Linked DNA regions of Homo sapiens: region 2 is linked to region 1. A link is an interaction called in ENCODE POLR2A ChIA-PET data of the cell type or tissue named here. Cell type or tissue: CD4-positive, alpha-beta T cell. All regions are shown on one strand. Links, peaks and the distances in the headings refer to the core of each region. The heading gives the core; the rest is flanking DNA. Region 1 holds the start of LOC124904663 (a long non-coding RNA gene). Region 2 overlaps ZNF101 (zinc finger protein 101).

Region 1 (2,801 bases), core at 258-2,757:
ACGGGCACAGTGGCTCACGCTTGTAATCCCAGCACTTTGAGGGGACAAGGAGGGTGGATCACTTGAGAGGAGTTCAAGACCAACCTGGCCAACATGGTGAAACCCCGTCTCTACTAAAAATATCAAAAATTAGCTGGGCGTGGCGGCAGGTGCCTGTACTCCCAACTACTCAGGAGGCTGAGGCAGGAGAATGGCTCAAACCCAGGAGGTGGAGGCAGAGGTTGCAGCCAGCTGAGATCACGTCATTGCAATCCAGCCTGGGTGACAAGAGCAAAACTGTTGCAAAAAAAAAAAAAAAAAAAAAAAAAGTAGGCAAAGGCTGGGTGCGGAGGCTCACACCTGTAATCCCAGCACTTTTAAAGGCTGAGGTGTGCTAATCACCTGAGGTCAGGAGTTTAAGATCAGCCTGATAAACATGGATAAATCCCGTCTCTACTAAAAATACAAAATTAGCTAGGCATGGTTGTGTGCACCTGTAATCCCAGCTACTTGGGAGGCTGAGGCAGGAGTATTGCTTGAACCTGAGAGTCAAAAGCTGCCGTGAGCCAAGATCGCACCATTACACTCCAGCCTGGGCAATAAGATCAAAACTCTATCTCAAAAGACAAAACAAAATGAAACAAATAAATAAATAAATAAAACTAATGTAGAAACAGAAAACCAAATGCATGTTATTATTTAAGTAAGTGCTAAATAATAAGAACACATGAACACAAAGAGGAGAACAAGAGACACTGAGGCCTAGTTGAGGGTGGAGGGTGGGAGAACTAAGAGGATCAGAAAACATACCTGTTTGGTACTATGGGTAGGACCTCAATGACAAAATAATCTGCACACCAAACCCCCATGACATAATTTTAGCTGTATAAAAAACCCACACATGTACACCGAATCACAAATAAAACCTAAAAGAAAAAAATACTCCAAGGTGGGGGAGAGTGCAATGTAGGTGCATGGACTGCTTTTCACTATAGATAGTAGCCCAGGTGGGGCTGTACTCTGATTTATTTCTGTGTGAATGCAGGTAGATGAAATTACAAACAGGTGGCCCAGACCCTAGGCTGGTGGAGAAAACAGGTTGCTGCTGCAAATTTAGTATCTAGGGGTGGGGATATGCCAGGAGACTTGTAGAGATTTTTGGGTTCTTGGCAAGAAACACTAGGATCAAAAATGCCATGGTGAAGTTCTTGAGGGTGGTGCCGAGTCCTGGGAGAAGTGTGGATACCTCAATTTCTAGTGTGTGTGTTTGTGAGTGGGTGGGAATCCTGTAGTAGCAGCTGCAAGAAAAGGGGTCTGTCATAAGAGCTTCTTCTGAGTTTTCAGTCCTCTGTCACCCTGGGAGAAGACCTGGAATCACAGGACAATGGGCAATGTGACAGCCTGTGTACAGGAGAGCAGAGCCTCCCATTTCTAAACACCCAGAGCTTTGTTCCAGTCCAGGCCTCTGTGATATCTTTTTTCTGGCACCAAATCTGTAGAGTTTGCTGAGCATCAAACAATTCTCCAACAACTAATTGTCTAACATTTAAATTCTGACACCACCCAGAGTCAGCACAGACCCTGATTCAGGGCTCAGTTCCACAACATTGTCCTCACTGCAGATGCCAGTCACAAACCCCATGGGCCCATCTACGCTTCTGAGCTACTGTTTGAAAACTGGGGACTCCCAAAACCTCCCTGAAGTTCAATGATTTGGTAGAGCTACTCACAGAACTCATCAAAACACTGTAGTTATGTTTACCGGTTTAATATATAAGATGCAGCCCAGGAAAAGCCAAATGGAAGAAATGCATAGAACAAAGAAAAGAGATGGGGAAAGATGAAACACATAGATAATCATGAAAAATGTTTGTGATTAATAAAATTCTCCAGCCGGGCACGGTGGCTCACACCTGTAATCTCAGCACTTTGGGAGGCCGAGGAGGGTGGATCACGAGATCAGAGATCGAGACCATCCTGGCTAACAGGGTGAAACCCCATCCCTACTAAAAATACAAAAAATTAGCCGGGAGTGGTGGCAGGCGCCTGTAGTCCCAGCTACTCAGGAGGCTGAGGCAGGAGAATGGCATGAACCCGGGAGGCAGAGCTTGCAGTGACTGGAGATTGCACCACTGCACTCCAGCCCGGGTGAGAGATCGAGACTCCGTCTAAATAAATAAATAAATAAAAAATAAATTGTCCATCCTTTGTGTACTCCAGGAACAGTTTATGGAAACACCCTTCACCTTATGACTTCAATGGTGCTCTTTTTTCTTACCTATCACACAGGCAAACACACTCTCTGCACATTTTCTCCTATTTCTCATTATAAAAATCAGCTGATTTTTTCTTCAGTGGTCAATTTTTTTTTTTTTTGGTGTGATCGAGTCTTGCTCTGCTGCCCAGGCTGGAGTGCAGTGGCGCCATCTCCATTCAGTGAAACCTTCGCCTCCCAGGTTCAAGAAATTCTCCTGCCTCAGCCTTCCCAGTATCTGGCACTACAGGCGCCCGCCACAACGCTCAGCTAATTTTTGTATTTTTAGTAGACACAGGGTTTCACCATGTTGGGAAGGCTGGTCTTGAACTCCTGACCTCAGGTAATCCGCCTGCCCCGGCCTCCCAAACTGCTGGGATTACAAGCGTGAGTCACCACCCCTGGCCTAAAATAAAGTAATTCTTAATGAAATTTACTTAAGTTTATCTCCCTCCGTCAGGCTCCTGAACTTTGAGCTACCCTCGGTCTGAGTCGACATACAACCCCATTTACGTCCCTCCTAAGAACATGCTGATTTCAGGGTAAGACATTCTGTGATCTAAAATCT
Region 2 (2,801 bases), core at 126-2,625, 750 kb before region 1:
GTCTCGATCTCCTGACCTCGTGATCCGCCCGCCTCGGCCTCCCAAAGTGCTGGGATTACAGGCGTGAGCCCCCGTGCCCGGCAGATATTTTTCAACGTATGCTTTTTACATCATAATCATTTTATTCACGAGACATTTTCAGACTTCAAGAAAAATTTCAGTAGGCTTTGTTCTTTTCTAAAAATTGACTTCAACGGCTTGTAACAGCAATTCAAGATGAACTGAGGGCAGGAACACTGGCAAACACCTGTAATTCTAGGTACTTGAGAGGCTGAGGCGGGAGAATCGATTTAGCCCAGGAGTTCAAGTCCAGCCTGGGCAATATAGTGAGACCCCCATCTTAAAAAATGTGTGTGTGTATATATATATATATATAAATTATATGTATGATTATATATATATTTATAAGTTGTATGATTATATATATTTATAAATTTTATGTATGATTATATATATATTTATAAATTTATTTATTTTATTTTTTTACTTTCGAGACAAAGTCTTGCCCTGTTGCCCAGGCTGGAGTGCAATGGTACAATCTTGGCTCACTACAACCTCCGCTAAAGTGATTCTCCTGCCTCAGCCCTCCCCCACGCCCGGTAGCTGAACCCGGTAGCTGAATCCTGAGTAGCTGGGATTACAGGTGCCCTCCACCACACCTAGCTAATTTTTTTTAGCTTTAGTAGAGACAGGGTTTCGCCATGTTGGCCAGGCTGGTCTCGAACTCCTGACCTCATGGTCCTCCTGCGTCGGCCTCCCATAGTGTTGGGATTACAGGCGTGAACCATCACATTCAGCCCTATATGCATTTTAGAACGGGCTTTTTTTTTGGCGGGGGGGGTCTCTGTTGCCCAGGCTGGAGTGCGGTGGCACGATCTCAGCTCATTGCAACCTCTGCCTCCCAGGTTCAAACGATTTTCCTGCCTCAGCCTCCCAAGTACCTGGGATTACAGGCACCTGCCACCACGCCCAGCCAATTTTTTGTATTTTTAGTAGACACGGGGTTTCAACATGTTGGCTAGGCCAGTCTGAAACTCCTGAGCTCAGGCAATCCTCCCACTTCGACCTCCCAAAGTGTTGGGATTATAGGCATGAGCCACTGTGACTGGCTGGTATTTTTATTTCTGAAAAAAGAAAACAAAACAAAAAAAACCAGACATGGGATTTTGATAGGGATTGTATTGAATTTGCAGATCATTTTGGGTAGTAGTACCTTCCAAATAATGTAAAGTCTTTTTTTTTTCTTTGACACAGAGTCTTGCTCTATCACCCAGACTGGAATGCAGTGGCACGGTCTTGACTCACTGCAACCTCCACTTCCTGGTTTCAAGCCATTCTCCTGCCTCAGCCTTCTGAGTAGCTGGGACTACAAGCGCATGCCACCACGCCTGGCTAATTTTTTTTTTTGTATTCTTAGTAGAGATGGGATTTTACCATGTTGGCCAGGCTGGTCTCAAACTCCTGACCTCAGGTGATTTGCCTGCCTTGGCCTCCCAAAGTGGTGGGATTACAGATATGAGCCAATGTGCTGGCTTTTTTTTTTTTTTTTTTTGAATTGGAGTCTTGCTCTGTCGCCGAGGCTGGGGTTCAGTGGCATGATCTCGGCTCACTGCAACCTCCACCTTCTGGGTTCAAGCAGTTCTTCTGTCTCAGTCTCCGGAGTAGCTGGGATTACAGGCACGTGCCACCACACCTGGCTAATTTTTGTATTTTCAGTAGAGACAGGGTTTCATCATGTTAGCCAGGCTGGTCTTGAACTCCTGACCTTGTAATCCACCCACCTCGGCCTCCCAAAGTGCTAGGGTTGCAGGCATGAGCCACCGCACCTGGCCAAATAATGTAAAGTCTTCGAACACATGAACACAAGATATTTTTCAATTTGTCTTTAATTTCATTCAGCAACATTTTGTTGTTTTTAGTGTACAAGTAGTCTTTCGACTTCTTGGTTTTGTAATTTCTAAGCGTTCAATTCTTTTTTTTTTTTTTTTTTTTTTTGAGACAGAGTCTCACTCTGTCGCCCAGTCTGGGCTATTTGGTGTCCTGGGTTTTATATTTGTTGAGGCTTTTTAAATTATTATTATTATTATTATTATTTTGAGATGGAGTCTTGCTTTGTTGCCCAGGATGGAGTGCAGTGGTGCGATCTCAGCTCACTGCAACCTCTGTCTCCTGAGTTCAAGCGATTCTCCTGCCTCAGCCTCCCAAGTAGTTGGGATTACAGGTGCCTGCCACCGCGCCCGACTAATTTTTGTATTTTTAGTAGAGACGGGGTTTCACCATCTTGGCCAGGCTGGTCTTGAACTCCTAACCTTTTGATCCACCTGCCTTTGCCTCCCAAAGTGCTGGGATTACAGATGTGAGTCACCGCGCCTGGCCTATTCAATTCTTTTTGGTGCTATTGTTTGTGGTATTGTTTTCTTAATTTCTTTTTCACATTATTCAGTTTTGGTGCATATAAATGTAGCTGACTTTTTTGGTCTTGAGACAGTCTACCTCTGTTGCCCAGACTGGAGTACAATGGTGTGATCTCAGCTCACTGCAACCTCTGCCTCCTGGGTTCAAGTGATTCTCCTGCCTTAGCCTCTCGAGTAGCTGGGACTACAGGTGTGGGCTACCACACCTGGCTGATTGTGTATTTTTAGTAGAGATGGGGTTTCACCATGCTGGTCAGGCTGGTCTTGAACTTCTCACCTCAAGTGATCTACTCGCCTCGACCTCCCGAAGTGCTGGGATTACAGGCGTGAGCCACCGCACCCAGCCCCATTGTTTTTCATATTTGAACCATCCTTGCATTTTGCGGA

Evidence for each region. Peaks named below come from ENCODE experiments on the same cell type or tissue, not always from the same donor. Only the 100,000 strongest peaks of a DNase experiment are listed, where the experiment ranks them.
Region 2: POLR2A ChIA-PET joins it to region 1 with 5 read pairs; 1 of 35 experiments calls an interaction of 5 or more read pairs at or near these places.

What each region holds. Positions count from the first base shown.
Region 1 is chr19:20,419,654-20,422,454 of GRCh38, forward strand. LOC124904663 (a long non-coding RNA gene) reads right to left here and starts at 490. Exons shown (of 2, transcript XR_007067167.1): 1 at 474-490. It also overlaps the pseudogene ZNF826P. In CD4-positive, alpha-beta T cell, for the core only: no CTCF peak of the experiment used is centred there; no DNase peak of the experiment used is centred there.
Region 2 is chr19:19,671,716-19,674,516 of GRCh38, forward strand. All of the region lies in intron 1 of ZNF101 (zinc finger protein 101), which reads left to right. Among named protein-coding and RNA genes, the nearest start is that of ZNF101, 4.3 kb to the left of the region's middle. In CD4-positive, alpha-beta T cell, for the core only: no CTCF peak of the experiment used is centred there; no DNase peak of the experiment used is centred there.